Regions from separate parts of the Mus musculus genome. Here all the other regions are linked to region 1. The links are chromatin loops, found by intact Hi-C in ENCODE. Cell type or tissue: left cerebral cortex. All regions are shown on one strand. Region 1 holds the start of Bnip1 (BCL2/adenovirus E1B interacting protein 1). Region 2 holds the start of Crebrf (CREB3 regulatory factor). Region 3 has its middle 41 kb from the start of Gm34455. Region 4 overlaps Ergic1 (endoplasmic reticulum-golgi intermediate compartment (ERGIC) 1).

Region 1 (8,000 bases):
TATGCTGAAGGAGAGGCTGGAGGGAGGCAGGGGTAAGAACATGACAAATGAGTGAATCTACGTGAGAACATTTACCTAAACCCAGGGAAGGAAATAAACACCAGGTAAGCATGCGGGCACTTAGGAGACAGTCTTCCTTAGAGTTGCAGAGTCTGAAGAAAGGCATTTTAAGAAAATGAATTAGCTCTAAGAATTAAAGCAGGCAAGCAGCCCAAATGGATACCTGTTAGGAAAGAAATGGCTAGAAAAAACTACAGCTGTATAAACATGCCCCCCACATGGTTAGGCTGCAGCATGTCCACTCCTACAGTGGGAACATATCAGCGAAACAAACCCTGGGAAGACGTGGAAGGATCAGATCAGAACAGTTACCTATTGGGAGAAGGAGGGGTGCAGAGAAGAAATAAAGGACATCCCCAAGACACATAAAGGAGACCAATGGCTGTGGACCCATACATCCGCACATATGATATGTTTATAACGCAGAGAAAGCAAGATGCTTTTTAAAAGTTCAGATGGAAGAAGCAATAGCGGAGATGGAGATCACCCAGGTACAGTGACAGTGCTGACATTCTGAAGTCAGTTCAAGGCAGAAGCATTGTCTAAGCTCTCCTTCTGCCTACGTTCCTGCCAGCTCTGGAAGAGACTGTCTTCATCTGCTAAGGAACAGTATCTGTTGAAGGACAGTTTGGGGACAATATCATTTACCAGATGCAGCAAAGCCAGGTGGTTCTAGACCCAGCCAGTGTTGGGCAGATTCGTAGCACTCATCCCTAGGACACAGCAGTGGAGATGGCTGTTAGTCACATTTCCTTCTCATTTGTGTTTTGAGACAACACTCGCACCACAGGGAAAGTGAGGTCATGAGCATGAGGTGGGGGCGGTAACTCCAGAAATCGGGAGGAGGCTACTACTGTGCAAAATAATAGCACCGGAAACACCAAGGAAACTCTGGCAATGGACTCAAGTAGGGAATGAATGAGTGTGTAGGTTCCAAACTTTGTTAGTCCAGTCACCCTCACAGTCACAATGTTTCCTACTCTCTCCAGGTGGCATGTGAAGGACCTGGTCAACTCTCAGGCAAAAATTCTTCTTGGCCAGAGCACGCACCCCTGCTACCCACCCTTCCAGAACAGGCTTTGTAGCCTCACTTACCTGGATCCTCTGTTTTAACTGTTGGAACTTTTCTTTCACCTTAGTATTCAGTTCAGTAAGCTCACTTAAGGGTCCAGAACAATCTCGAATATCCTGGAAGGCAAGGAAGAGATGAGGGACCTTTCTCCCGTCAATGAAATGAAGTGTCCTCATCGGCACAGTGAGAAAGCAGATTCAGACACAGCTAAGGTGGCCCAAGCTCTACCTTGTCCTGCTCAGTGCTGCTCTCCTCCACACAAGAGCAAACTCCTCATTTTCAGCTTCCTCATTCCTTGTAAGATTAACACCGAGAGCCTAATATGAATAAACAGACTGGATGCACAGTTCAGTAGTACAGCACTTGCAGAGCATACTTGGAGCCCTGGCTTTCAACAGCAGCAAAACACACACACACACACACACACACACACACACACAGAGAGAGAGAGAGAGAGAGAGAGAGAGAGAGAGAGAGACTCATGTGCACGCATGCACAAATGCACACAGACATGAATACACACCCCTGCATGCACATAGACTCCATATGCATTGTGTGTGTAGATAGGTAAACCTCAACCTCGTCTTAGATGTTTAACAAAGTGCCACTAGGAAAGGCTTAAACAGCTTCCATGTTCAACAGAAATAGACATCTAAAAAATACTGTAAGTTCAGATCCTTCCAACTAAATCCCTAGTGACCTGTAACAAAGTTAATTTAGTCTGATTTTTACAAACCATCTGTCGCAAGTCAAAAACGTTTAAAGATGAACTGAGAATTTGCTTCTGGAAAGAAAGTCAGAATTATGAGAGCCAAATTTTAGAGCAGGTTCTAGACTTAAGCTACATATATTCAAATCCTGCGTATAGCAATTTATTAGTGCAGTCTTGGAAAACTTCAGTTCTCTGTGCCTCCATTTCTTCACCTTACCTACGTCAAGATGGTATTTCTCTGTGTAGAACACTTAGCAGAATAGCTGGAACACTGAAAGAATACAATGTATGGGGCTATGCTTACTCACTAGTAACCATAAGAACCCAAAACACATATGTCACCAGAGGCCTACCTAACAGGAAACTATGATAATATGAAGTATTATGATGCTATTACATAATTTTATATTATGATATAATATGAAAACCCAACTTTTCAAATTTTGGATATAAGGGTTTTTTTGTTTTGTTTTTTTGAAGACTCTATGTAGTACAGGCTGGCCTCAAATGCATGATGGTCCTGCTTATGCCTCCCAAGTGCTAGAGCCACTACCCTAGCAACTCTGTGTTATGTATGTATATGTATTTACATGTGCATTCTGAGGACTGAAACTAGAGCCTTGCACATGGCTAAACTTTAACTCTACTCTGAGCTAAATTTACCCCCAGCCTCTGGTAATCTCACTTGTATAAATCTTGTTTATTTTTCTAGAATTGGCCCATTTTTTTTGTTTGCACATCTCAGGAGTAAAGTTTGCGGCGTTTCTTTACCTGTTCTCTAGCTTACTCACAAAATCAACACTTCCTCACAGCACAGGATAAACTGCTAATGTGGCAGAGTGTACATCTGGCTTACCAGAGAGCACTACTCTCCATGCTCCTTTTTATAGGGGCTAGTAAAGCCAAGCTTACCCCAACAGCTAGGCACAGCCCATTTATGCAGCACTGGGGATGGCGAACCCAGTGCTGGGCAAAGTCCTCACCAGCGGAGTCACACCCCTACCCTTTCCTTATTTGCTGTCACAGCTTGTATTCTGAGCCGGTTGGGTTCTTTTTGCCAAACTCTGGAGCCATTTCTACATTCCCTGTTCTTGCTTGTGTTCCTGCACTACTGTCTCCTACTTAAGACCTGCTTCCAGATAAGCGCCTCATTTTCCAGTCTGTTTCCGGGTAGGGAAGCTCTAAAATGATTTTCCTAGGCTGGCTTTCCCCATCCAGGTCCTAATACTGGCACTGCCTGCCTTCTGACCCAGGATCTTGCACAATATTTGAATTCTTTGTTCAAAAAATTACAACCACGTCCCAGGTTAACTTAGTTAGCTTCGGGCAGGGACTGTCGGGCCAGGTGGCTTTGGGTGCCTCAGGGTCCCTAACTTAGGGAAGTGGGCGTGGGAGGCGAGCAGGGCGAGGGGTGGGGCGGGGCTACAGCCGAGAATGCGGGTGGGCGGGCTAGCCCAGCACGGCTGCAGTCCAAGGAAAGGGAGCGGCGTGTTAGGGTAACTCAGGGGTGGGCAAACCAACAGTTCACAAAAGAAAAGCCTGAAGGTCAGTGATCTCGGGGAACCGACCGAATGGTGCCTTAGGAGCCATCCTGGAACCGGACCAGGCGCGAATATTCTGGAAGATGTCAAGGCGGCCATCGAGAGCCGGACAGGAGCCTAAGAATTTGTACCTGGATAAGCGCCTTCACCTCTAGGTCGAATTTGACAATCTCTTGGTTACAGATCCGGACGTGGACATCCTGGGGAGCCGCCATGTTGGAAATGCGGCTACGGCGAGCGGCAGCAGCCAAGCTTGAACGCGTTCACGTGGCTCCTGCCCGCCTTTCCGTACTTCTTCAAATGTGATGCTGCGGGAGACCCCGTGTGGATCAAACCAGGTCAAGAGTCCAGACCTGAAACTTTTCTTGTCACGTAGAACACGCACAGCTTCTCTGGTCTGCTCCTACTAAACGGAAAAGTGGAATGTGATTATGAAGAACCATTAGAGTTGGGGTGGGGGGGAGGGGAAAATACAACTCAGGTGATGATAGGCTGGCATGCCACATGGCCTTCAGGTTTGTTCCCAGTACTAGAGATACAACAACAACCCGCTATTCTAGTGACCTTTTGGATGGAAAAAAAAAAAGGATCAATTCGGATGTCACCAAAGTTACATTTTTTTTCTTTAAAATTTAAAGCAAAATGTATACAGTAGGTATGCATTATGGAGGAAGACACAAAACTTGTAAAGGTGCAGACTTAAATACAGGTCACTGGGGCACCTCCATTAGTACAACCATGATCCTGCATTGTTGTCCTTACACATTTCTATGGCTCTGGTCCTGCCCTTTGTGTAGAATTGGATTCCAAGTATCTCATAGGAGTAGTTCTGACTGTGTGGTGTGATAGAAACAATGTCAGTGCAAACCTCAAAGAAGGGTAGTGTTTTTTAAAATTATTATTTCTTAAGCCCTCAACACCACTGGACACTTTTCCCCCACCCTCCGGGATTCTCCAGGCTCTGTCGTCTTGGATATGGGTTCCCTCTTTTTAAAATGTTTTTCTCAAACTGCACACACAGCCCCCAGTCTCCACGCCTACCTGTCCCAAAGCACCCTGTACCACCCACTTCCTAAAAGGTGCTCAGTAGCTGGCTGCAAGTATCAAAGGCCTGGATTCCAGGCTTGTAATCAGTTTCCTCAGTAGCATCACTCCTAAGTTAGGTCACCTAGAGGATGGAATGAGGTGTTGATAATGTAGCATTGAACTCAGTGCTCACTAGTTGCTATACATGTACTGTTAAGAAACACTCTGGGAGTTACTTCCCTACGTGCGGCCATTTTCTATGAAATGCTTCTGCCCAGCAGCTGCACTTGATTTGTTAGGCTATAGAAGTGGAAGGAAGAGGGGGTGGAGGACGATGACAGAACACACGGGACAGGTGAAAGGCCCTAAGTATTTTCTTTGCTTTTCTGAGGCAGGGTCTCACAGAGCCCAAGCTGGTTCCCAGCTACCTATGTAGCCAAGGATGACCTAGAACTGCTGGAATTACAGGCACTGATTAACACCGCAGCTACTAGACATGCATTTTAGCTCCACACAAGCTTTCCTATATCCTTTTTATCTGGGTGTGGTAGCATATGACTTTATCCCAGCACTCAAGGGGTAGAGGCAGGGAGATCCCCATGAGTTCCAAGCCAGCCAGGACTGTGGTGTGAAGCCTGTTTCGTCATACTGGTTATATCAGTTTACACTGCATGAGCAAAACTGTGGAAATGCCTATTTCCTTATAGCCCTACCAGCTTGGTGTGCTGACACTGGTGTTATCATTTTGTCTCTTTTTCAAAAAAACTCCTTTCTTTTGCATCTCTCATAATGAATGAGACTGAGATTAGTATTCACATGAGCTGCAGAATTTGTAGACTCTGACTTTGCTGATGGTGCTTTTTTGCCTTAAAGAGGATTTAAATTTCCATAATTTTGCATAGCATTGGGAGATCTTCATGACTCTGGACTTGGGTCTATGTTAAAAAGTCCTTCCTCTTCTACAAGGATCAGCGTGTCTGTCTACTGCTTATTCTTTAAAAACCCACTTGTATGCTTAGCCATTTTGAAATATATGTGGTTCACAGTGTGAGACGCAGAACCAGCTTCACACTTTCTAGGTTACTTAGTGGCTTCAACACTAAAGGGCCCCCCGTTTGTTTCACTTCGGTTCTGGATGCCACATTGACCATCCTGTTTTTCTGTGTATTCCAGACTACTTTCAAACTCTACTCTACTTGCCCGTCTACTCACGCTCTGAATGTTTCTATACAGAGACTTCTGTATGATAGAGGATTGAATACTTGATTTATCCTCTTCCAACTACAACATATTTCCCACCTATTTTTCTCTCACTACTTTAACATATTCTTGGTTTGTTTGTTAAGATGGGAGTCACATTCTCAATGTGACTCAGTGCCAGTAACTCCTAAGTTGTTGACAGGTCCTGCTCTGGAATCCAGTGTGTGTTTTCATTCAAGTTTCTTCTGTATTCTCCATAGTACACTTTTCTTTCAATTTAGTACATTTTCTGTTCTTTAATTCAAGCACTATTTTAAGATGAAAAACTTTTAAAAGAACTAGGTTGCCATTCAAATCACTGCAATGTTCTGGGTAAAGCTCCCCACTGAAGACACTGGAGAAAACCCACAGTCAGCCCTGGACAAATTGTTCTCATGTGTTTGGATCCTAGCCCATCATCCTTCTTGGGGAAATTTCTACGCAATCAGCTGTGTCTGCAGCAGTCAAAGCAAGGAGCTCCCCATCTCTCTTCTTTCCAAGCCATTTTGTTCCAGTAAGACAACCCTAAGCTGGAGGCTGTCTTGAAGGAGCAGTCACATACCCCCTGCACCAGCCCTGAATCCCTTCTAATCTTGCTCCTTTTGTTCAGTATCTGTCTCTGAACTCCTCTACACTGACTAGCTTCAGATCTTTGACTTTCACATTTTAAACAGCTTGCTTTCCTCTGCATGGGCATTCTTTCAAATACTGGCCTGGCAAACCTGAGGTAAATATGAATTATCCTCAGAACGCCTCAGGCAGATTAGAGTATGAACTGAACTGTATTACCCTTGCCTGGATATAGGGCTTGTCCTATCATCTGAGTGCTGTCGACTCTTCTGTAGAAGGGACAAGGCCACCACCCTCACTGGGCCTGATAGTAGCTGAGGCTCTTATTAAGACAACTAGCAAGGTTTAGGGGTGCCACCTCCATATGTAAGGACGTCTACTACCTTCTAATTCTAAATCTTTCAGCTGAATTGGGACAGAACTTCTCAATATTTTTCTTTCAAATTCTTCATCGCACTGTTGCTTAAGAATTCACCAGTTAAAATGTATTGTGGTACATGCCTTTAATCCCAGCACTTGGGAGGCAGAAGCAGGCAGATCTCTGTGAGTCTGAGGCCAGCTTGGTCAACAAAGCAAATTGAAGGACGGACAGCCAGAACTGTTACACAGAGAACCTGATCCCCCACCCCCCAAAAAAGAACAAAGGAATTCAGGAACTCACTAGTTGATGTATCTCACTGATGATATCATGGAAGACCTAGTTTACCTAGCTCCTAAGAATACCCAACACTTTGAGAAGAGCCCTTGTAAAGAGTGGTCTTCAAACTTAAGTCCTGAAGGAGAGCCCACCCACAGGAAAGTACATTTACTTTGCTTTTTTTATGGCCTCAGTATCACTCAAATTGGGGGTGGGGGTTGTGAACAAGTTCAAGTCTTATGTGTCTGTGTATAGTCCAGAGGTCAGCTTCAGGTGTCATCCCTCAGGTACTGTCCTGTTTTGGGGACAGGTCTTGGCTTCCACATTGGCCTGTGGGCCCCAGGGATCTACCAAGTGTCCACATCAGACCTTGCTGTTCACTTGCGTGTGGGGGACGAGACTCAGGTCCTCATGCTCACCTGGCGCTCTAAAAAACTTGCCCTCTCCCCAGTCCTCAGCAGCTTCTTTACCATCCCCACAGGATGTTATGTTTGTTTGTTTGTTTGGGTTTTTTTTTTTTTTTGGAGACAGAGTTTCTCTGTATAGCCCTGGCTGTCCTGGAACTTACTTTGTAGACCAGGCTGGTCTCGAACTCAGAAATCCGCCTGCCTCTGCCTCCTGAGTGCTAGGATTAAAGGCGTGCGCCACCATGCCCGGCATCCCACAGGATGTTATAATTCCAGCTTTGCTTGTGTTTTCTGGCCACACGACAACCTCTTTGGTGGACTGATTTTGTGGAGCTCTCTTCCATCCTTCTGTAACACAGCATCTACACATCCATCCTGGCAGAGGAGGTTCTCAACAAATGCTTGTTGCTGAACAACATTTACTCCTATGCCACCTTCACCCAGGCAGGTTCCACTGGCTTAGGCTCACAGCTCCCCTAGCCTAAAGATGGTTTTGTCCAAGTTATCAAAGGACAAACTAAGTATAAACTATTGTTTACAGAAAAGCAAATGTTTCTATCAAATAATTTCTGTATAGCTAAATCTCACTGAAATAAATTAAAAGCCAGCTTAGGGTGTCAATAATTAGGGTGTTAGCTCTCTGAACATGCCCCAAAGAGAGGCGGCAGAGTCGGCCCCCTCTGCTCTCTGAGGCTGGAATAGTCTTGGAACAGGCTGTCTTGAGGAATGGATGGCT
Region 2 (8,000 bases), 62 kb after region 1:
ATCCCAGCACCTATGTAAAAGTCAGGTGCTGGTGCGGCGGCTGGAAGCCCCAAACTGGGACTATGTGTGGTGAGGAAGACAAGCAGTTCCCTGGAGTTTACTAGCCAGCCATCGAGCCACCTCCACGTTCTGAGTTCTGTCTCAAAGTAATCACCCTTGCAACCTTCCCACTCTTGGGGAATCTTTTTTTCTTTCTCCTAGTAAATCTGTTCACTTTACTAAAAATGGAAAGAAAATGTGATGGGGGAAAGGCAGCTCAGTAGGTAAAGGTGTTTGATGTGCAAACCAGTTACTCTGAGTTCAATCCCAAGAACCTACATAAAAGTGGGAGAGAGAACCAACCCACCCACAAGCATCATGCATGCTCAAGTGCAGAAATAATTTGAGAGTGACTAAGGAAGACACTTATATAAAAGTATCACTTTTATCCACATATACATTACAAACACATGGCACCATGCACATGCTCATGTGCACATACATACAAACATACACACACACATACCAGATAGTAACATTGTAAAAGTCTGACTTTAAATTTTTTCATTATATTACATTTCTTTGTGAGAGTGCACAAATAAGTCGGAGGAAATCTTAGAGGAGACTGTTCTCTTTCCACCCGAGGACTGAACTCATGGTATCAGGCTTGTGATAAGCACCTGGAGTCACTTAGCTATCTCCTCAGTTCTCCTTCATCTGACTTTATACTACACTAAGCCTTGTTGTTTTAAAGGTGTTCTGAGTCTCTATTTAAAAGATGTATTTATTGTGTTTATGTGTACAAGTGTTTTGCCTGGATGCATGTCTCTGCTCCAAATGTAGGAAGTGCCTGGAACAGCCAAAGGAGGTATACGATCTACTGAAATAGGAGTTACAGATAGTTGTGAGGCGACATGTAGTTGCTGGGAACTACATGGGGGTCCTCCGCAGGCACAGCCAGTACTCTTAGCCACTAAACTATCTTTCCAGCCCTTCTACACTGAAATTTATAAACAGAAATCCATGCTATCCCTACCTCCCCCCTCACAAAAATAAAGACTTCTTTTTAAGTTTTATTCTTGTAGTGTTTCAAATCCCTCAGTGAGCAGCAAGTCTGTAATAGAGAAGGTGACAGGTTCATCAGGAAGAGCAAGCAGCAGCAAACCCTCAGACACACTATTATACTCAAGGCACATGGAGACATCCAACAAGTGTTTGCCTGTAGTGGTGACACACACCCAATAGTCAGGCAGTTAGATCACAGAGTGAGTTCCAGGACAGCCAGGGCTACAAAGAGAAACCCTTTCTGGAAAAAACTAAAAGATGAGCAAGCTCAGCAAAGTACTAAGACAATGGCCTTTAAGCCCAACACCAAGAAGAGAGAGGCAGGTGGACTTTGTGAGTTCAAGGGCAAGCACTGTTACATTACACAGATCCTATCTGAAGAAAGAAATTTAATTGAAAACACAAGTCTCTAACACAAGATATCACATCAGTGTTGGTGTTGAAAGGACAAAATAGTTAAACATGGTGTTTCATGCTTTTAATCACAGCACCTGAGAGGCGGAGGCAGGACTACTGGGACCTCAAGGCCAATTTCAACTATATAGAACACACGCCTAGCCTGAGATAGTCTCAAAAAAGGCAGATGGAAAGAAGAATTGGATAAACTGGAACTGGTAAATCAACAGCAGCTTAGAAAACTGCTTACAGAGTGACTTCAGATACAGAGTTTGGGAAGAAAAGTCATAAACTTGGTGGAAAGCAGACAAGATGTGGCTAGTGATAGAACAGAACAGCATTAGAGACATGAAGTAACACTGAAGTCCTCTGCAAATCTATCTCCTAGTCTACTTTGTCCCAAAAGAATGACTCAAACTAAACCAGCAAGAATGATTTTACACTCTGGCAAGATGGCTCAGTGAATAAGGCACTTGCTACCAAGCCTGACAATCTTGAAGTATAATCCATAGGACCCACACAATGGAAAGAGGAGGATAAGCTGGTGTCTGAGCTTCTTGTGCACACTGTAGCACATGTGACCTGTACACACAAACAAATTCAATACAGTTTTTTTGGAAAAAGGATTTGTGACCCCCCCAACCAAAAGGGACCTTGCTATAAAAAAAAAAAATCATCACAAACCAGATGTAGCATGGTGGCATATACCTTTAACTCAAGTACTTGGGAGGCAGCGGCAGGCAGATCTCTCTGAGTTCAAGGCCAGCATAGTCTACATAGACTAGTGTTCCTGGACAACCAGGGCTATGAAGAGAGACCCTGTAACAACAACAACAACAACAACACCCAATTATCACAAACCAGTAAAATGCAAGGCTCTTTCAAGCATGGTAGTGTACACCTATAATCCCCTACTGGAATGGGAGATGTAGAAGGATCAGGAATTCAAGGTCATATTACTGGATACATAATTTGAGTTAAACCTGGCCAACAGGAGACACTATCTCAAAAAATATAAACAAACAAACATCACACAACAAAAGTTGTAGGCCAGGCCGGGCGTGGTGGCGCACGCCTTTAATCCCAGCACTCGGGAGGCAGAGGCAGGCGGATTTCTCAGTTCGAGGCCAGCCTGGTCTACAAAGTGAGTTCCAGGACAGCCAGGGCTATACAGAGAAACCCTGTCTCGAAAAACCAAAAAGTTGTAGGCCAGTTCAAAGCCAGCCTGGAATATATACCAAAAAGAAAGTCTCAGAAATGGGGTGGGGGTGGGGTGCCTATAAAACAAACAGGACTATATTAATATATACCAATAGCTACTTTAAACAGTTTCAAAACATCTACATGGATATTGTGCCCTATGTTCTTCCAATGAAACTTTCTCAAGGTAGGAGATATATATACAATAGACTATTGATCCAATACTATCTGAAGTGTGTGTTTACATTCTCTACAATTTCCTCTGCAAAAACTTCAAACTCAAGACAGTATTTTTAAAAACAGGTTAACAATGACCATGGACTACTAATAAACACACCTTACTCTTATAAAGTTTCATTGGTTTTCTATCCTATCTTATCAGTCATCACCACACAAACTGCAGAGGTGAACAGCCACCACAGAGGTTATTCAATATTTACTATTTAATCCTACACTGGGAAAAGTTCAACTACTCCTGTCCTGGTATGATTAGAACAACTAAGCACTATGGCTCACTGTGACTCCAGGAATTCATGAAGCTGAAGCAGGAAGATCATGAAGTTCAAAGTCAACCTGGGCAACACTGCAAGGCCCCACCTCACAGAACCAAACAAAATAGTGTGATAGATTTATGACCAGCCAATATGTTTACCTTAAAATGAGACACTACTATATGTAGTAAAAGTCAGTGAAGCCTTTGCCAAAACAGCCAGGTACAAACCTAACTGGAAATAAGCCTATACTAATGACTCTCAAAATCCTATCATCAGTCTTGACTAAAAATTAAGTTTTAAAAGCTAACAGTGAATTCAGTTTACTATTTTAAGAACCACTACACTGCCAAGTGTGGTGATTCACACCTTTGATCCCAGCACTTAGGAGGAAAAGGCAGGCAGATATCTGTGGGTTCAAGGCCAGACTAGACTTCACAATCAGTTCCAGGACAGGAGGGGGACAGCACAAAAAATAAAAACTACTACACTACACTACGACAATTAAATAGAATGTCTCCGTATTCCCATTATCCAATGGATTTATTTAGTCACCACCACCAAGGACCTTAATCAGTTACCCTTTTACGCCAGAACTTACACCAATTAGGTTATTTTCTTCATCAAAGTTTGTTTTTCAGTTTGTTATACAACATACAAAGTGTCAAGGTGAGTGGAGAACCCAATATTGCTCTGGAAGTATCTATTTTTCTATTCTTACTATACTAGAAATTCCTGAGCCCAGTGATACTTAACTGTAGTCCCAGCAGGAAAGAAATGCTTGAGGACCAGGAATTCAAAACCAACTGGACTACAAAGTAAAACGCTGACTCCATAACAACATTTTGTAAACCCCAAATTATATTAAGCATATAAAAGAATTTTAGCCAAAAATAATCTCTAGTGTATTATATTTGCCATTCTTTTTTTTTAAGATTTGTTTATTTATTTATTACATGTAAGTACACTGTAGCTGTCCTCAGACACTCCAGAAGAGGGAGTCAGATCTCGTTATGGATGGTTGTGAGCCACTCCTGACCTTCTGAAGAGCAGTCGGGTGCTCTTACCCACTGAGCCATCTCACCAGCCCTTATATTTGCCATTCTTAAAAAATTACTAGCCAGGCGGTGGTGGCGCACGCCTTTAATTCCAGCACTCGGGAGGCAGAGGCAGGCAGATTTCTGAGTTCGAGGCCAGCCTGGTCTACAGAGTGAGTTCCAGGACAGCCAGGGCTATAAAGAGAAACCCTGTCTCAAAAAACCAAACCAAAACAAAACAAAAAGAAATTACTTCATGGGGCTGGAGAGATGGCTCAGCGGTTAAGAGCACTGACTGCTCTTCAGAAGGTCCTAAGTTCAATTCCCAGCAACCACATGGCTGCTCACCATCCATAATGAGATCTGATGCCCTCTTCTGGCGTGTCTGAAGACAGCTACAGTGTACTCATATAAAAAACAAAACAAAAAAATCTTGAAAAAAATTAGTACATAAGCAATGAAAACCAACTTTGACTAAGTGTTCTGGGTATCATGAAAACCTTTGCTTGGTTCTAACTTCAGACCTACCTTTTATAACTGATTGTAGTAATAGGACAGATTTGGACTTAGCAATACAACATTAAGTGATAGGTAATATTTTATTTACTATAAAAATTATATATAGCCGGGGGGGGGGTGGCCCACACCTTTCACCCTAGCACTTGAGAAGGCAGAGGGAAATGGATCTTTTTGAGTTCCAGGTCAGCCTGGTCTACGGGTTAAGTTCCAGGACAGCTAGAGCTATGTAGAGAAATGCTGCCTGAGAAACAAACAAAAAATAAAAATAAAAATTATATCTAATTAAAAAAATATATATCAAATAACCCGGGATTATATTTTTACCAAGTTTTAACAAAACTGAGGGTCAGTCACATAAAACCAATAAAAGTTGATGAAAATTTATTTACTATTTGTTAATATTCTTCAGCTGAACTCTTGAAGAGCTGCCTAGGGTGATATATCTATGATGTATTCCTACTCCTAAGTACTTCACCAAAGATGTATCAATAGCCTACTACCTTTGACAACATGAGGTCACAGGTTATAAACTCATCTTAAAAGCTTTAAAAAGCATTTAACAAGGCTAATATGGTGCCAAAACAATTCCAATTTTGTATCCACATTTCCCCATTTGGAGTATCTCTCAGCTTTTTTAAACTAGGCAACACTGAAAAATATTTTAAAGTAGAATTAAAGTGACAATCATTTTACCATAGGTCACAAAATTTACAAAAAATTCCTATTTCTGCTTTTGAAAAAATAAGTCAGACCTTCATTCTTTTTCTCATTTGCTGATACTGGATAGACAAAAGTCTAAAGACTCATCAGACCTAAATACTTTTCTCAAGGCTGTTTTCTCATTAAGTATGTTAGCTTCCAATTTATGTGAGCAAGGGAGGCAAATTAAGACTTGAAACACAAGGGCCTGATCTTTGGAAGATATCCACGTTTTTTTTTTTGTTTTTGTTTTTGTTTTTTTTGGGGGGGGGGTGGATAGAAACGCCGCTCACTCAATTTTGTCTGCTTTTCCAGTCCCAATTTTCTCTTTGCAATACCCAGAAAAGCAGAAGTTCCTCTGAATGCCTGCCTCTACACGGGAGACCTGGTACAGAAACACACCCCTAACTACAGAAATACCTCCTTAAGGTAGTCTTAAGATTCAGGCCTGCTCAGAAGTAGCAAAACGGTTTGTTTTCTTGGGTTAAAGGTGGGCGATTAAAGGGTTTGGTGGCAGGATCTACCAAGCAGCGGAGAGCCGACCAAGAAGGAGACGCCAGAGACCAAGCTTCATCTAGACCCAGGAACCGCCCCCTGGGAGGCTAGACTGCCCTCGCTACTTCCCTGGCCGCCTCCACTCGGGAGCGGCTGAGCCGGGTCAGGCTCCTCCGGGCATCTTCCGGGTCCCTCCGGGACTCTAGCCCACACCCAGCCCGCCCGGCCCGCGCCCCGCTCGGCTCGGCTCCTCGCCCTTTGCCCCGTCTCCGCCCCGCTCAGTGACAACCCCCGTCCCCAGGCCCGTCCCCTCCCATCTAATATGGCCGCCCTGTCGGACCAACCCCCAGCACAGCCTAACTTACTGGGGGGGAGGGGGGGCGCGGCACCGCCTCCCTGCGCCCATTGGCGCCACGGACCCCGTCTGCCTCCTCCATTGGACAGCACCGGCCGCCACTCGACAGCGAGGGCTCCGCCTCCGGGCTTTTCAAGCTGCTTAGAGAGGACATATAAACAAATCCCGAGAGGGAGGCCCCAGTCCCGCAGCCTCCGGGGAGGGGCCGGGGGGAACAGCAGCCCCACGACGCCCCTGCCCAGAGTTCTCCCGGTCCGCTCCTCCGTCCGGAGCCTTCTGAACACTAGCTGTGCCGGTCTCCCTCACACGCCCCTCTCCTCTCCTCTCCTCCCTCCCGGCCCCTCCCACCCGCTCGCCGCTCTGACAGGCCGGCTGCCGGCAGTCGCGATCCCTGGTTCCCGGGAGCGCAAAGGGCACGGCCCTAACGGGGTCGCCCGCCGGCGCGCGCCCGCCCTTTATATAACCGTCGGCCGCGGGGGCAGCCCGATTCGGCTCGCATCGGCGACCCCGTTCCGCGCGCCCTCGGCCCGGCGGCCCCCGCCCCGCTCTCCCGGAGCCGGGCACCCGCGCCTCTCACCCGCGGTTCTCTGCCGCTGCATCCCGCCCGCCCGTGCGACCGCTCGGCATTCACCTGAGGCTGAAGGCGGTTCAGGCACTGGATCCGGCCGCGCTTACGCGGCCGCGGGCCGTCTCCATGCTGCCTCGGTTTGTTTTGTTTATGTCCTTCCTGACGGGTTCCCGGAAATCGCGTGACTCGCCCCCCTCACGTGGGCCGCGGCGAGGAGGAGGAGGGAGGCGGGGGCCCGCCGCCCCAGGCCAATCGCGAGGCGCCCTGAAGTCTGGCCAATCAGAGGCTCGGCCGGGCTAGCGCCCGTCACGTGACACCAGAGGGGCGGGTTGCTGGGGAAAACCAGGAAGAGAGGGCGGAGCGGGGGCTAGTAGGCTGCTGCTGAGCGTGGGCGTGGGCCGCTGGGGATAGCGAGCAGTAAGCTCGCGTTCGTGCGTGATGTTCTTTTCAGAGGCTTCCATATTCAGTCTGTAGCCTCAGAACTAAGATGAAGGCCAAGGAGTCCAAATGCCCACTTTACAGTTTAACTGAACCACGGGGGATTACAGGAATATTAATTAGTAGGGGGCTGCATCGACATTCTGTTTAGTAAATGACGTTCCTGTTCCCCGATTGAATTGGCCTTCAGTTGTTTGTTCATTCATCAACTCATATTTATTGAGTCTGGATCCCCAGACCCTGAGTCGGCTGCATACATCTTTGGGATAGGACCTGTATTCAGCTGTAGAAACTGCTACTAGATGCTTTATGGACAAGACTGTCTAACCTGTGATAATGTGATGATTTACGCCTCTTAATCCTGTTGATATTTTATCGGATGTGTAGTTTGTGGTAGGTTCATTATCCCAAATAGTTCTCCGAACAGACACATACGATAAGAGAACTATTTAAAAAAAATACAAAAACAAACCTCAGGAGAATTATTGTTCAAGGAAACAACCTACCTAATTATAGCAGCCTGTGTTTCCAGAAATCTCTTTAGACTCTGGACCCTCCTGTCTTAGTCTTCTGGGTGCAGGGTTACTGGTCTGCACCCGCACACACATATGGACACAGAAAAACATACTTTCTTAAGCATAGGAAAAGAAGACTAAAGGACAGAGAAACCTCATCAGATTCCCTTCAAATAACAGTTTTCCCTTGGGAGTACTCGGGGTTTCAAAGCAGGCGAGGATGTAGGAAGGGGGTATTGTGAT
Region 3 (8,000 bases), 320 kb after region 1:
TGGAGAAAGTGAGAGAGCCCTGGATGCAGAGGGCTGTGGAGAGCCAGGCAGGGCGGCGGGAGGAGGGGTCTCCAGGGTAAGGCTCCCTCTGCTTCTTCCCACAGGGCTGGCCCGCAGCCTTGCTAGGAGCAAGGGCCTATGGGATTAGTGGGCAGGAAATTCTCCAGGAGCATCAACTTCTAAATCTAGTTCCTCACCACCAATGGCATGAAACTCTGTAAGGGCTTGGGGGTGTAGCTCAGGGTGGAACGGGGTGGGGTGGGGGGATTGCTAACAAAATCTATAAAGCATTTGAGAGCAAAAGTCTGTGTGCCAACAAGGGACTGATGCTGCCACCTGCTGGACACCCAAGGAAGGGGCTCTCAGGATCATTCATGGACCCTTCCCTGGGTCTGGATGCCAGTTTATTGATGCTTTGTGAGATGTACTAGGGTCTTTAAAGATGTGATGTCTTCATCAGTAACTGGGGGAGGGGGGGCTCCCGAATTTTGTAGCATACCGGGGAACTCAGGCTCAGGGGAAAGATGGGTATGGACCAGGTTGCAAGTTTTTGGGGGCAGCCAACCTCGAGTCTAATCCAGGCTCCAAAATGGGGCTAAGTGATGTCCTAGAGGAAAATGAGAGAAAATGGAGGAGGGCAGACAGCCCAGTGAGGGCCCAGCTGGCCCCATGGCGGCCCCACTCCTGGTCCTTCCCTCCCAGGTGCTTGCTGTAGGGGGCTCTGCCTTCCTAGGGGGGGGGTTCATGGACCCTGTGTCAGTCCTCCATGCCAGCTCTCCTTCAGTACCAAGCTTGGAAATTCAGTCTCATAGGGTGAAGAACCTTGACAGTGCCTTTCCAGGCATGTGGGACAGAGGACACCAGGACTCCAGCTTTGGATTCCAAGCAGTCTATTATAGAAAGGAGGCCAGACTTGAGCCAAGTTCCTACAGCCTATGTGGACACATTTGAAACCAGAGGGTCAGGCTGGAGAGTGGACCAGGAGACCTTCTATGGGGTAGAGGTGGGGAGGGGTCCCTGAAACATCTGCTGGGGTCAAGGGCATGACCTAATACTATTAGGGCATGCTTCCAATGGAAGGCACATTCCTGATGCTAGTGAGGCCTGTGCTCTCCGTTGGACTCTGCTGGTCCCCGGCTCCATGAGCTTAGGCTGTCCCTTGGCCTGCTTATCACGCCATACAATGTGGTCAATAGTATTTCTAATTTCTCTAGGCTCAGCCAAGAATCAAGATCAAATGTGCATAGAGCCTCAGGCACGTAGTAGGCCCTCCAAGCATGGGGCATGAAGGGCCCTACCAGTACTCAATAGTTGCCTCAATGCCTCTTCAAAGCTGAAAAGCAGGCCTTGTGTTGTGATGCTGCTGTATAACAAGGGAAACTGAGTCACTAGACCAGGAAGTGCCTGAGTCCAGGCTTCAGCCTGAGTCACAGCATAAATGCTGGACAAACTCCTCCTCACCACCCCTGGAAATACTTCATGCTCTGTGACTGGCTTCCTCTCCTTCCCTGCCTTGCCAGCCAGGTAGATGGTGGCAGGAGCTGAAGGAAGCGAGGGCATGCTTCACCCCAGGAGGGGCTTGGATCTTTCTTGAAGGCAAGGTTCTCCTGTGGCTCTTTCAGTGAGGAGAAGGCTCACGGTTGAGGGAGGGCTTCTCTCAGACCTGATGGGTACCCTTGCTCCATTAGCATTGCCGTTCCCTTATACACACGGGACTGAGACTTGCAACGTGTTTGCCCAGGTCCTACAGCTGTGTTGTGGCAGGACACGAGTTCACCCCTGCAGCACCCCACAGAGAAAGCTGAGTGGGCTGTCACAGGTCACCTCAGCTCCCTCAGAGCAGGCTAGCTCAGAAGCTCAGCAGGAAGCCCTTCCCATCCCATCTCTTCAGAACTGGGACAAGTTTTGACGTCAGCACATCCACATTCTTGCCCTCTAGCCCTGGGTGGGGTTGTTGATTTCCTCCCTCCAATGTTGGTATCACAAACAGGAAGCTGGGTCATGTGGGCAGGCCTGGGCTGAGGGCTCACGGGGGACAGGGTCACGCTTCCCGCCAGCTCTACATTTCTAGCAGGCGGTCTATGCTTCTGAGAGGTTGGGAGTCTCTGTTCTAATGTGACAGAGGGCCATACTGTCTCCAGAGCTACTCGGAGGGTTTCAATGACCACGCTACCTGCCTTGGTCCCCAGAGTGCTTACACTGGCCATGGTACGTAGCTTCCTGCTTCTGCTCACGGAAGAACAATAAGACCTTTGCCGATGGAGCACTGACGCAGGCTGCGGGCTTCATATGGGTCCTTGAATTCTTATCATCAGACTTTCATATCCTTTTACAGATTAGACCCCCAACACACTAACAGGTTAAGCCAATAGTTCGAGTTCCCACCACTGTGGGATTGGGTGGGGCAGGGATTTGAACCTACACAGTGTAGCCTAGAGCTAACCAGCACAGCCCCTCCCTCTTCCTCCTCAGCTCAGCCCCACTCAGGCTGTAATTCTGGAAAATGCAAACTTGATGGCACCGGTTTGGGGCTCATTTCCTCCATGGCTCCGTACTGCCCCAGGGCTTGAAAACCGTGGTCTGCGGAGTCTACGGCTTAACCTTCGCTGCCCGGCATCTACCTTGATTTCCCCCTTTAGATGCACCAAGCTAATCTGCTTTCCGAATCCAACTCCTTCACCTGCCAGGACTACCTTCTGTAGAGAGGAATCTCAGGGTATAGTGGGGTAAGCTTTGTACCTGGTCACAAAACCAGCCCCCATGAGTCTGTCTAGTCTGAAGCCTTCTATGGATACAGAGGTCCCCAGTGTTAGCTTGCACTGGGTGGTAACAGGTTCTGTCCAAACGGCAGCTTCCCAGGCCCCACCCTGGAGGGGAGGGGTTTGGTCTGAGTACCTGTATGTTGACCTTTTGGCGTGAACCTGAGCATCCTCCAGTCCTTCCCAGCCCTTCCGGCTGCCTGATAAACTCAAGTTGCCATGGAAACAGAAATGCTTATATGGGGTTTTTAACCATAGGGCTCTGTTCATCCAAGGCCACCAGCCCCGACCTTCTGCAGCAGCTTGACTTGTTAAGAACCTTGGAATCTTTCCACTCACAAGTGTATTTCCCAAATCCCAGAGAGGGCTGATACAGAACAGAGGCTCACATGGCTGTCTGCACATTGGAGCATGAACTGTGTGGCCCATCTAGGCCCTAGACTCTGTCAAGTATAGACGCTGCTGCTGCTGCTGCTGTTGCTGCTGTGGCAGTGGAGGCTGCTGCTGCCTGGCGACCACTCTTGGAGAATCACTGGTATGAAGGAAGCCAGGTTGCAGAGTTGGTGGTCAGACAGAGGAAGTATGGGTAGAGGCCTGGAGCTCTACTGGATTCTGCTGTGGCTCAGCTTTCTTATCCTCAAATGTGAAGAACAGCAGGCTACCTACTGCTGGGGGTCATAAGGACTTCAGGGCACGGGAGGGATCAGAACTGTCCTGCCACCTGGCTCTTTCCACAGATGTTTGCTGAGCCAGCACCATGCTCCTTCCCCGATGTGTCCGGGGCCCAGTTCTCATGGGCTTCATGGATCCTTCCACCCCCTTGAGGGACAGGCTGTCCTCTGGGCATGGATGGGAGGTAGCACGGGAGGGGTCAAGCCATGGCTTGGTCTCTCTTTACCAAGTATGCTTATCCTTGAAGGAGGAGACCGCAGGAGCCTAGCTTCTCCTCCTGACTGTGGAACCCCTTCAACTCCATTAGACTCCAGCCCTCACTTATAGTTACTATATTCAGAAAGCGGAACTCGAGAGCAGCATATTGGAATCTCACACTAGCCCACTCTGTACCACTTGGGATAAGACTCATCCCTTGGCCGAGTTCAATGCTGTGGGCTATGCTCACAGTTACTGAGGAATGGTCTTGGTGTTCAGATCAACTGTGCATCCTGCCAGTGCTCCCATTAGATGACCCTTCTCAGACTTAATAATGGGACGAGATGAGGCTGCGACTTGGAAGCCTCACAGAGGGCTGTGGAGAGCTCCCTTCAGGTGAAAAGGTTCACTCATATACGGTAAGGAAAAGGCAGTCTGAGGTTGTTGCTAACGTTCCGCAAGAAGAAATCTGCTCCTGACGCTTCAAAGGAGGAAAAGGAATTTCGGGCTAATCATGTCACATGTCAAACTGCAAACGTTCTGCCCAGGGTTTGTGGAGGGATGGGAAAGGCATACACACTGGGAAGCTGCACTGGGCAGCTTGCACTAACAGACTCATTGGTCCAGTCAGGGTTCTCCAGCCGCCTGTGGATTTTGGACTGTCACCTGCCAGAGAGGGTGCAACGGGAAAGGAAATCAGGTAGGTGCTTTCCCGTGTTATAGCGCCCTCTGGTGGGCTGAAGGTGTATGGTCACTGTGACTCAAGGCTGTTGCAGCTAGACAAAACAGGAGAGGATGGAGCAAAGATAGGCAGGAAAGAGGAAGATATGCATGACAGAGAGGCAATTTACACTCCCTGAGAGCAGGAACCTGGAGGAGCATCCTTCCAGGCAACGGCCACAGTTTAACGTACTCTGGATGGGGTCTCTCCGGCCCAGGAGAGGATTGGAAGTGGAGGTGGCTGTTTTGACAGAGGCGAGGGTCCTACTGTGAGAGAAATTGCTGAGGAGATGAGCCAGGGCTGGTTCTGGGACCCAGGTGTTTGGCTATGTAGGCGGGAGTTAGGTCTGAGTGTGGCTCCTAACTTCATATGCTGGAACTTGAGGCCTAGCATATCCCTGATGGAGCTGAGGCCTTTGTGTTCTTTTAGGTCAGAGAGGCCCTGCCCCTGTGAGTGGATTAGCACCAATATCAATGCCACCGGGGCTGAGTGTGTATGAGCATGCACACCCACCAATTATCATGTTCTTACTGACCAAGAGCACCTTGCCAAAAACCCAGCAAAGGCCCAGGAGAAAGGATCAACTCTTAGACCCTTTGTGTGTGTGTGTGTGTGTGTGTGTGTGTCTGTGTGTGTGTCTGTGTGTGTGTGTGTAATTGAGGGGAGAGTGCATGTGTGATGGATTGAGCATGTAAGTCAATATGGTGTGTATACATGTGTAACTGGGGAATGGAGCATGTATAATGTATGATGTATGATGGACTTTTGTAGGTGAGAGAGTGAGTAATGAGGGAAGGAGAGAGAAAAGAGGGCAGGAAGAGATGGGCAGGCCTGCTGAGCTGCTGTGCCCGCAGCATGGTGTGAGGCTGGAGGACCCGAGAAAGCTGGCAAGGTGAGATGGGATTCCCCCAGTGTCTCCAGAAGAGAGGGCTTCAGTGAGCTCCATCGCCTCCTCTGGAACTGCGGCGTCCAGGTTCTGCAGCACGTCTGAGTCGCTGCTCTATCATTCCATTGTTCATTCTTATGGCACACAGTAGCCCAGCATCAGATACCCCGAACCTCAATCACCATTCCTGATAATAAGCGCTATTGGTGTATATACATCTCAGCCATCTAGACTGCTGCTGCCGCCGCCGCCATGTGGGTTCCTGAAGCTGCTTCCTTCCATAGAGCTCAAGTGTTTACATGGGTTAAAATCTGAAAAGAGCTGTAAGTTCAAAAGACACACAAAGATGCCCAGGCCCGTAATCCCAGCATAGGAAGCCTTGGGCAGGATTATCATGAATGCTAGGCTAGCCTGGGCTATAGGATGAGACCATATCCATATTCCATATACCTCTCTCTCTCTCTCTCTCTCTATCTCTCTCACACACACCTCACTTAAACAACACCAGTTACTCACACATACACATTCTATCGTATGAATACCCACATATACACAGTCCATGCTTATGACTGTGTCCTTTGCCACCTACACACTCTTTACACACACTCAAATGCCTAACTTACCTGCTTTCCTTCACACTCACACAGACTAACCCTCAGTTTACACACCCACAGCTCAACAATCTTGATCCACCTCCATCCCTGTTCATGCTCTCACATCCTTTGAGTGCTCACCCTTGATCCCTGCGTGCGTGACCCCAGGATCTCCCTTGTGCCTTCTGCTCTCAGAGCCAACCGCCAGCAACCAGTGGGTGACCTGAGAGGCCCTTGTGAGCCCCAGCCTTCTGACAGCTGCGTTGGAGACACAGGGTCCCTGTCTCTCATAGACACATCCAGAGGTGTGTGTCCTAGGTGATTTGAAGTCCAGTCCAGTCTGGAATAAGAGTAGACAGTGTCCACGACGTGTTCTCTCTCTCCTATCGAGAGGAAGAAATAGAAGCAGAAGCCAGGATGTTTGGGAAGAAGAAGGGAACCAGCAGTGTGTGTGTGTGTGGGGGGGGGGTGCTGTAGGAGTGAGCACAAAGTGTGTTGTATGTATACATCCGGAATCCAGCGTTCGAGCCAGGTCCCAGATATCAACAAAACCAGCAGTAGCTCCACTCTCTAAGCTTATTAGCTTCTATACTGGAACACTGGTTGTTCAGAATGTGTTGGGAGTGCCCAGACTTTGGGGATGGGGTGAGTCCCACCTGTCTTTGATTTTAGGGCTCTATCTGCACTTGTTGGGAGGAGCCATGTATCTTAAATATTCAACACTACCTAGAAGGTCACTGTGTTGACTCTCCTTATCCACAACACCTGTTTCTTCTGCCATTACTAATGGTCAACCATCTAGTCCTACAGAAAACTCCTTCTAACAACCGCCTGTTTCTCCAGCCTCCTTTCAGCAACCTGGGAGAGAATGTATGTCTTCATCTTTGTCCCCTTCACCCCCAGTCTCTCTGCAGGACACTTAGGCTTCAAGTCCAGCTGCTGTGTAGCTCCCTAGCATCCTTGCCATTGCTGGTGCCCCAATCCTGCCTCCCTCAACAACAGTGGCATCTTTGATATAGTCTTCTCCTTTCTCTCTTGTCTCCTGGATATCATGTAGTCTGCTTGATCTCTCAGTCCTGAGGCTCCTTGATTGTCACGAGCTCCCATCTCTCTGTCCATCCTTACCTTTGATTTGACACAATCCATGATATTTTGAAAAAGATTTATTTATGTTATGTATGTGAGCAGACTGCCACTCTCCTCAGTCATACCAGAAGAGGGCATCAGATCCCATTACAGATGGTTGTGAGTCACCACGTGGTTTCTGGGAATTGAACTCAGGACCTCTGGAAGAGCAGTCAGTGCTCTTAACTGCTGAGCCATCTCTCCAGCCCATAATCCATGATTTTTAAATATTTACCATAAGTTGTTGCACTTACCTGTGTATCTTGGCTTTAAAACTTTCCTGGCTCCAGACCCATAGCAATAATGAGTGTCTGTCTCATGGACATCTCATGGCTCTCTGATATTCCCAGGCTACTGGCATGACCACCTACCCAAGGTCTCAGGTTGGACATTTAGGGCTCATATTTGATTCCTTCCCCATCCAATTCTCCCAGCCCATTCCATTATTTCTGCCTCAAAACAAATTCCTAGCTATTATCCGAGTGTCTGAACCCTCCACACAGCTCCACATTCTGAAATTCAAAGCCCCAAGGAAAGAGGATATTATGCAGTGAGGCTTTTGTAGGTGGCGTCTGCTGTGAAGATGGATCATTCAAGAACGGGAATCAATGGTGTATTCATGAGAGAGTTTATTAAAGGGAGAGTAATAAATGCTTTATTAAAGAGAGCGTTCCCCCTGCCCTATAGCATCTGAGGGCACATCAAAGGGTCTGCAGGCACCTCCATCTTGGAGCTGTAAGAGCATGTTCACACACTCCCCAGTCCTGCTTGGGGGAGTGGGGACTAGTTGCAGGACTCTGGAGGATACCAAAAATCCTAGATGCTCACATCAGTTTTACAAACAGCGAGAGATTTGTGCATGACCTGCATCCCTCCTGAATATCAGCTCATCTGATTTGCAGAATCATCCTCCATACAATGCAGATGCTTTGCAAACAGTTGTCAGACTATATACTTTAGGGAACAACCTGATAAGAAAAAAGGTGAGGGAAGTGGTCTTTAAATGTTCGGTATAGGAGTGAACCACACGGTGAGGAGAGTCAATT
Region 4 (8,000 bases), 120 kb after region 1:
GAGGAGAGAAATACCCAGAAAAGGAGTCTGAGACGTTGCCAGCAACTGTAAGCATAAGCATGCTTATATGGAGGTGGTGGTGCCACCTCCAATGAATGTGGCCACTGGATTTAGCCACACAGGTTACTGATAACCCCAGCCTAAGCAGCTGGGACAGGGATGAGACTGGAGAGCATCCACGAGTGAATGGGAACACAGGGTAGTCCTCTCTCTGTCTATCTCTCTTTGTGTCTGTCTGTCTTTTGAGACAATGTCTCCTTGCTGTCCTGGAACTTGCTCTGTAAACCAGGCTGGCCTGAGAGAGTCTCATGCTCCTATCTCCTGAGTGCCAGGAATTAAAGCATAGATCACTATGCTTGGCAGGTGGAGACGACTCTTTTGAGAAACCGGACTATGAAATGAGGAACAGAGCAGTAGCAGGAAGGATATGTGGAGAAAGAAGAGAATATGAATTTTCCAGCTTGTTTGCAAAGGAGAGCGATTTGCAAGGTTGCGGTGGCCTGAAGACTCTTGACGTTCTCCTTTATATAAGGCAAACATTTTCAGGTTCATATTGGTTTTTCAAGACAGGGCCTCTCTATATAGCTCTGACTATCCTGGAACTGGATCTGTGTAGACCAGGCCGGCCTCAAACTTAATTTGTATGCCTCCTCAGTGCTGGGATTAAAGGCCTATGTATAATGATGTGTATACGTCTGTATGTCACATGACTGCAGTGTCCATAGGGCCCAGGGCATGGAATCTCCCTGCAGCTGGAATTACAGGCAGTTGTACGCTGCCAGACATGGGCGCTGGGCGCTACACTCAGTTTCTCTGTAAGAGCAGTGCGCACTCGGAACTGCCCAGCCCGGCCTGCCTATCACTGGCCTCGCCACTCTTTCCACTTCACTCGTTATATTTTTTACTAATTTACCTCTCAACCATCAGATGTCCATCCAATACGCAAAGCCCCTCACTTTATCTCACTTCATTCCCTAAAACAATGGTCAGATCTGTACCTGGAGACAGTCTGCTTGTGATAAGGGCAAAGGGGACTCAATGCACTGTAGTGGCTCTGGTCTAGCTTGTCGGCAGTCACTCTGCCGCCTTGCTGAGGTCTCGGGGTATGTGACTCCTGCAGGATTTCATGATAACGAGGTGCATGAGCTATACGCCCTTGAGTAACTAGAACTCGAGGACCTTTGGATGTACCTGGTCCTTGCGAATGGGCATAGAGCAGACGCTCTACTTCTGCCGCAGTTTCTTGGACAGCCGGGAAGACAAGGTCTTTCAGAGCATGTAGGAGGGGGCATAGAGATGGTGTTTGAGGTTTATGCTGCGGTCCGAAGTCACCAAGGGATGGAACTGCCTACAATCTGGGTCCTGGCGGAACCACTACTACCCACCGGTTCCGGTTCCGGTGGCGTGCATTGCAGGCCCGGAAATGACATTTCTTGTAGCTCAAGCACAGAAGGGACGCGAGTCTGCGCTTCCTGCCTCAGGAAAGCAGAACAGCGCCCCCTGCGGCTGGAGTTGAGTCTCGGCATGTTCTCTCCGTGTAGCGGAGTAGGCAGGACCTCAGGCTGGAGCCCCTAATGGAACCGCTTTGTAGGGCCTGAAACAGAAGCTCATCGATGCTTCTCTGGCTTCAGTTTCTGGTTTTGTGTCGGGGACCGAACCCAGGGCTTTGGGACCCTTTCTAGCTTGGCTTGGTGTCTCATTCCTACTATTCCAGTACTGGGGAGGTGGAGAGCCCAGAGGATCAAAAGTTAAGAGCTGGCCTGGAGTGTATGAGACCCTTTCTCATAAATCAGCCAACCAACCAAGATATATCTGTTGGGTACTTCGACAGGCATTAGCCGGCTCGGATACCACTGAGGATGGACTCTGTCCAAATCTGCTTGGCCTCCCACCTCCTGCTTCCTTGATGACACACCCATTTTAAGATAGAGAAGCACTGCAAATTGCCCCTCTTTAAAATGTAAAATTTCAAAGGAAAGGGAGGATGCCCAGTAAACTAGGCTAAAAGCCCACCTTGCTTGCCATGACACCTCGGGCATTATTCCCAGAAGACAGCTCTTCCCTCACCCATTTACCCCACACCCGCACAAGCTGCTCTGAGACCTCCGTTGCCCAGCCTGCAACCTTTTCTTGGCCTTTTCTTACATCTCTCCTCCCGGCTGCCACAGCTGAGATTTACAGCCCACAAGATGGTTCTCAACTTCTTTTTGAGTCCATTTTAACAAAAATTATTTTTATCAAGACGAAGACCCACCTCCTATTTCCCAGCAACCCTTTTATCACTGAGCCACATGCAGCCCCAGTTCCTTGATGATGTCTTTTTAGTTTCTCTCCATTCCCAAACACCTCACCCCCAAACTTCACCCCCCCTTTCCCACCACAAAGGAGTCTGTAGAAATTACATGGGTTTCAAATGGAAAAAGAAAAAGAAAAAGAAAAAGAAAGAAAAATGAAAAAGGAAAGAAAAGGACATGACTGCTCCCAGGAACAGTGAAGGAGAAAGTTTATTGTAGATAAAAGGGAGACATAGCCAGAGGCGGACATAGCTGGAAGAGTCCAGGCTAGAACTGACCCTGAACCATGGGAAGATGGAAAGGGGAAGAGGAAGGGAGAGAGAGGAACCAAGTGCAGCAGTCGGGAGGCCAAAGGTACAAAAAGGAAGGGTGGGTAACCAGAATGTCTGGATTATATAGGGAAGAGTCTCTGGGGGGAAGCAGCACAGCTTGATTTCAGGGTAGAGGGCAGGGCTTGCCAGCCATACCATGTAAAGCATCCTGAGGGGTGCTGGGAGAACCTGGAGGCCAGGTGCACTGTAATATGTTAAGTAGGTACCTCAGTCAGGGTTTAAACTTAACAGATATATACTGCACAGTTGCTCTCAGCATCCTGGTCACAGAACCTCCATCTATGGCTATTCAAGTCCATTCCATCATAATGTTCACTTGGCATATATATGTATATGTATATCCTATGCATGTCCTCCTGCATAATCATATCTAGATATAGCAACTAGTACACTGTAAAGGCTGTATGAGTTTTGATACTGTATTGCTTAGGACATGAAAAGAAAAAAAAATCTGTACATATTCAGTATAGATGAACTTTTAAAAAAATCTAAATATTTTCTACTTGTGTCTAGTTTAATTTGGGTGAACCCTACCCATGTGACAGGCTGATTGTAATTGTCCAAATTCTTTAAACACCATGACACACCTTTCAAAAGCCATCTGACTGGCTTCTTCAGAATTACTAAGAAGTTCTATATGCAGAAATTTGGGTCCTATTGCATACAATTCTATAAAAACACATGGTGGAAGGTCAGGGTTATATCTGCATTACTTTAAATTAAATTAAAATGTAATTTATTGATGCTAGAGATTGAACTTATAACAACATATTAAACACATACCTTACCACTAACTTACACTTCCTGATCCCTCAAATCTGAACTTTTAAAAAAGTGTTCTCTCACCTTCCAAGAATTTTAGGGAGAACCAATGTTCTCCCTAAATGTCCCCCCGCCCCCAACCCCTCCGTTGTTTGTTTAGCCCTTGCTTGGCTCATAAAGCCATACCTGGTCCCAAGTGTGTCTTTCTTGCTGGACATGGGAACTGTCAGTTTTATAGTCCTAACTCTCTGATCTGTAGAGTAGGTATAATCTCAGTAGGTTGTCGTGAGAATTAAATGGGTTTCCTAGAGTGTTCAGGACAGCATCTGGCACAAAGCAGTTCTAATCAATCTTCCTAAGAAAATCAGATGTGTGGGCTGGCTCACTCCAGGATAGTCCAAAAGTCAGCCTTTGCATCTACCGTACGTACTCTTCACATTTAGGCTTTTATGCTGAGGACTGGCTCTCAGCGCTCAGACTCCTAAAATTAATCACAATTATGTAAACCCTTAGCTTTGTTTGATGGAAATAGGTGCGATGCGCCACGATGGGAGACAGTGTGAAGTGTGCTTTCTCTACCGTTTATTTCTATTTTTTGTATTATACCTTTTTTTTTTTTTTTAAACCGAGTGAGAGCTTTGGGGAAGAGCCAGCTCACCGTCTTGAGTCCATGGCCGCCCACCCCCCCCCCCCCCCCCACCTCTGGGTCCTTGCCTTCCCCTCCTCAGCCTTGCACCGGAGCTCTGCTCTTCTGTTGGAAGATTGCTGGTAGCGCGGGCGCCACCTGCAGGTTCGTCAGATTGAGACACGCTGCGCATCCTCTGGGAGTGAAGTCTTGGTCCTTCCTGGGTTTGCCTGAGCTGTGAAGGAGGCACCTGTCCTGAGCACTGTAGTAGTGAGGAGGGAGGGAAAGGGCCTGTGGTTTCTGCTGTTTTCATCTTAGGAACCCAAGTGATATTCTGTGCAAAGTATTATTCGTTCGTCGTCTCTAGCCCTGCCACTCATCCATTCATGGTGCATGGACTGAAAACCTACTTTGTGCCAGATTCTAGATACAAGGTTGTAATGTTTCCTTAACAAATGGAGACCTTTAGATATAGAAAAGATGTCTTGCCCAAAGCCATCTTCACACTGGTCCTGTACATAGTCCTAGTTTATCAGAGTTGGTAAGATGGAAGATAAATTGTCCAAAGCCAGTCTTACTGGAGCTCTGAGGACTGCAGGGGCCGGTTTAGTACTTTATTCTAGACGCCTCTGCAACCTGTGTTGGAGATTTTTGGAGGAAGGCTCCACCTGGACAAAGTGTCCTACTGTGGTTAAAGAGACCATGGCAACTGGAGTACCACCCACTGTCAGTGTGTCCAGGTCAGAAGGGCTCGGGAAAGGCTGCTATCGGCTGCCTCTACTGTGATTAAAGTTGTACCACGGGGCCTACCATCAGTCACTCTCTCTGTTTCTATGGAGACTTGGGGGCAGGTGCCAGCATGACTGTGCCCAGCAGGGTCACAGTTGTCCTCACAGCAGAGCTTCATGGGAGTGAGTTCATCCATTCTCTGGCTCCCTTATTTTGCCTCCTCTACTGTACATTCAGATCTGTCCCTGCTGCTGGTTTCCTCCAATGTTCAATCAAGTAGTGATTATTCGGCATCTCCACAAAGCTGGCACAGAGCTTTGATAGGAGACGTGGAAGCATTCTGACTCTGTAATGTTCCCACTTTCTTATAGGATGGCTTAACGCAATGGTTCTCAACCTGTGGGTCGCGACCCCAATGGCAACTCTGCTTCTGAAAGCACTTACAATTTATAACAGTAAGATTACAATTATGAAGTAGCAACAAAAACAATTTTATGGTTGGAGGTCACTACCACATGAGAACTGTAAGAAAAGAGACAAAAGGCCCTCTTGCTCTGACTCTCCTCCGTTTTGGCTTTCTGTTTTGACATTGCTCAGATGACGTTAGGGCTGAGGAACAACCACCAACCGCCCCCCCGCCCCCCCCCCCCCCGCCCCGTGCTTCCTCAGAACCCGGTAGTCAGGCCGATCTGGGTTGGAATTTCAACTTTACCACCTGCTAGCTGTGTGGCCAGGGTGTGATTACGCCTCTGTTTCTTCCTGGCATGCCGAGAATGCCAAGTCCTCCCAGTGATGGGTTGGAATGAAATGCATGACCTCACCAGCAAAGAACTGGCAGGGAGCAGCTGCGGGGAGGAAAAGGGGTCTTCGGAGAATGCCCTCCCTCATGAGTTCCCATTCACATTCGCACGATACCATGTCTATCTTCAGATAACGAACCTTCGAGAAGCATGCACCAGGTTGCTTTGTGCTGGGGGTGGGGGGAGGCCTGTAACACCGAGCTACACCTCGAGCCCGAAAACAAGTTTTAAAATAATTTTTTAAAGATAAATTTTATTTATTATTATATGGGAGGGTGATCAAGCGTCATGGCACACATACGGAAGCACACACATACTCTCTCCTTCCAACTTTACATGGGTTCTGGGATTGAACTCAGGTCATCGTATACACCAGCTATCTCACTGGCCCTTAAATATTTTTCATTTCTGTATTTACTTGTGTGTATATACATTCATACATTATATACCATGGCAACGAGGGGGCTAATTCTTCCATCATGTGGGTCATCAGGACTGGTAGCTGTAGTGACAATTTTGGTTTCTTTAAGAACACAAAAATAAAAGAACGTGCTTTCACTTTAATCTCAGCTGGGGGATGTGGGATGCGAGGCTGCTTCTGACTGTCCGAAGCAGCTATGATTTGCCTCGTGCTCTAGCAGAGGCACGGTTTTGCTGGCTGCAAATGGTTTCGGCGATTGTGTGATATTTAGAATTCTGGGAACTTTTCAGAAGGTGTATAAATGCCAGGGCCCCAAGAGGCAGTGCAGGTGGTTGGTGGTTGTACAGGAGTGGGGTGTGGGGGGTTGGCTGCACTTTGTTAGTAGTCCTGCTTAAAGGAGGAACAAGAAAAAAATAGATTGAGATCTCTCTTTGTCTCCCCCTGCTATCCTTTCCTATGTAGTGATAGCAGGGGAAACTGGGGGGATAAAGGGTGGGGAAAAGAACCCACAAAGTAGCAAAGACGGCTACAGTAGCAAGTTCCTTTCCCTGATGAGCCATCCCCTCCACCCCCAAATTTTTCTCTTAAAAAAGGCTTTAGACCTCTAATGGCCTGTCATTGTTTCTAGTAAATAAAAGCAACTTACCGTGACTGACCTCCCCTCTTCCTCCTTCCTCTGAGTCCTGTTACACTTCCCTTCTTCCCAGGTTTCCTCCATGATGACACCCATCTCGCCTAGCACTTGAACCTCTCCCTGGGATGCCCCTTCACCACTGCCTCTTAGAAGCACTGCAGCCCAGGGCCCCTGGCTAGGATTCAGTCTTCCATGTTCTATGTCAACTTCAAATACATTTGTCAGTTCATGGATCCAGTTCCAAGGAGCATCCACGGAGAAAGTCCCTTGGTGGTCTGTGTTCCAGACAGGTGGCATCCCAGGGTAGATCTCTCAAAATTTCTGGAAACGCTACTGCTTGAGGACAAACGGGAAATGGTTCTTTTGTTTTTAGCAAACACTTTAGTAAAACTAGTGTTCTATGGGTGAACGGACTGCCAGCCTGGGTGCCTCACCCGTGGCTCAGTCACATCAGGCTCCCCTCCTCCCAGGGTGATCTCCCCCTAAGGTACCCATAGTTAAACTTGATTAGAAGAAATCCTCTCTCTAGAAGCTTCCACAACTCTCTACATATATAATCTGACTGGGATAAAGCCAACTAGGCTCTTCAAGGTCAATGGTTTGTAACCATATCCTGCAAGATTTTCTTGGTTCTCGGCAGACCTTCTCTCCTCCCCCTCCTCCTGCTCCTCCTGCTCGTCCTCCCTTTACAGGGCTTCTCTCTGTAGACCAGGTTGTCTTTGAACTCACATAGATCCTCTTGCCTCTGCCTCCTGAGTACTGGGATTAAAGGCATGTGCCACCACACCTGGCTTTATTATTCTTGTTTTTCTTGACAGGTTTTCTCTGCTTTGTCCTGGAACTCACTCTGTAGATCAGGCTGACCTTGAACTCAAAGAGATCTGCCTGGCTAAGCCTCCTATGAGCTTAAGGCAGATCAAAGGCGTGTGCCATCACCTGGCTCTCTTCAGCACTGTCAACCGCTGTTCTTTCTGTAGAATTAAATTTCACTCTCACTCCCACCCTAGACTCTGGGCTACCCAGCCACCATCAAGGCAGAGTCACAGCAATATTTCTGAAAAGCAGCCTTTTAATATCTAATTGAACCCAGTGAGTGGGAAAGAATCAAAACATATGTCCCCTTAAGAATACCTTTACAAGAACAACAGGCCAGAGGCGTCTCTTCCATGGGAAACTGGCATACCGTGTCCTCACAAAAGTGGGATTTCAACTCATACGCATGCCACATAGTTCCCGTCCCATCCCACCCTGCCCAACCCTCCACAGGTGACAGATTCACACACCAAAGGGACTGGTTTCTTAAACTGTGGAACAGAATGTTTAAAAGAAGATAAGAAATCTAGCCAAGTGGCCAGGGGCAGTTTACATACACAATAAGAATCAACTCATATAAAAAGGGAAGT

What was found. Peaks named below come from ENCODE experiments on the same cell type or tissue, not always from the same donor. Only the 100,000 strongest peaks of a DNase experiment are listed, where the experiment ranks them.
Region 2: a loop joins it to region 1, with 4 times the contacts of the local background. A loop is called at or near these places in 9 of 42 quality-filtered maps.
Region 3: it touches region 1 in a loop (4-fold over the local background); 6 of 42 quality-filtered maps call a loop at or near these places.
Region 4: a loop joins it to region 1, with 5 times the contacts of the local background. A loop is called at or near these places in 12 of 42 quality-filtered maps.

Annotation. Positions count from the first base shown.
Region 1 is chr17:26,776,693-26,784,692 of GRCm38, reverse strand. Bnip1 (BCL2/adenovirus E1B interacting protein 1) reads right to left here and starts at 3,614. Exons shown (of 6, transcript NM_172149.5): 1 at 3,517-3,614; 2 at 1,156-1,248. The coding sequence starts at 3,600. In left cerebral cortex, no CTCF peak of the experiment used is centred here; DNase peaks (open chromatin) are centred at 3,630 and 6,025; H3K4me3 peaks cover 1,352 bases; H3K27ac peaks cover 687 bases.
Region 2 is chr17:26,714,642-26,722,641 of GRCm38, reverse strand. It overlaps Crebrf (CREB3 regulatory factor), which reads right to left and starts at 6,992. Exons shown (of 9, transcript NM_029870.2): 1 at 6,868-6,992. In left cerebral cortex, a CTCF peak has its summit at 4,547 (motif pointing left); DNase peaks (open chromatin) are centred at 6,343 and 7,101; H3K4me3 peaks cover 2,283 bases; H3K27ac peaks cover 2,054 bases.
Region 3 is chr17:26,459,175-26,467,174 of GRCm38, reverse strand. No RefSeq gene overlaps it. Among named protein-coding and RNA genes, the nearest start is that of Gm34455, 41 kb to the left of the region's middle. In left cerebral cortex, CTCF peaks have their summits at 361 (motif pointing left) and 4,356 (motif pointing left); DNase peaks (open chromatin) are centred at 337 and 4,344; H3K27ac peaks cover 2,101 bases.
Region 4 is chr17:26,656,583-26,664,582 of GRCm38, reverse strand. It overlaps Ergic1 (endoplasmic reticulum-golgi intermediate compartment (ERGIC) 1), which reads right to left. Exons shown (of 10, transcript NM_026170.3): 10 at 7,649-8,000. Among named protein-coding and RNA genes, the nearest start is that of Atp6v0e, 16 kb to the left of the region's middle. In left cerebral cortex, CTCF peaks have their summits at 1,497, 3,982 and 4,183 (motif pointing left); DNase peaks (open chromatin) are centred at 1,461, 3,896, 4,176 and 5,502; H3K4me3 peaks cover 1,558 bases; H3K27ac peaks cover 1,347 bases.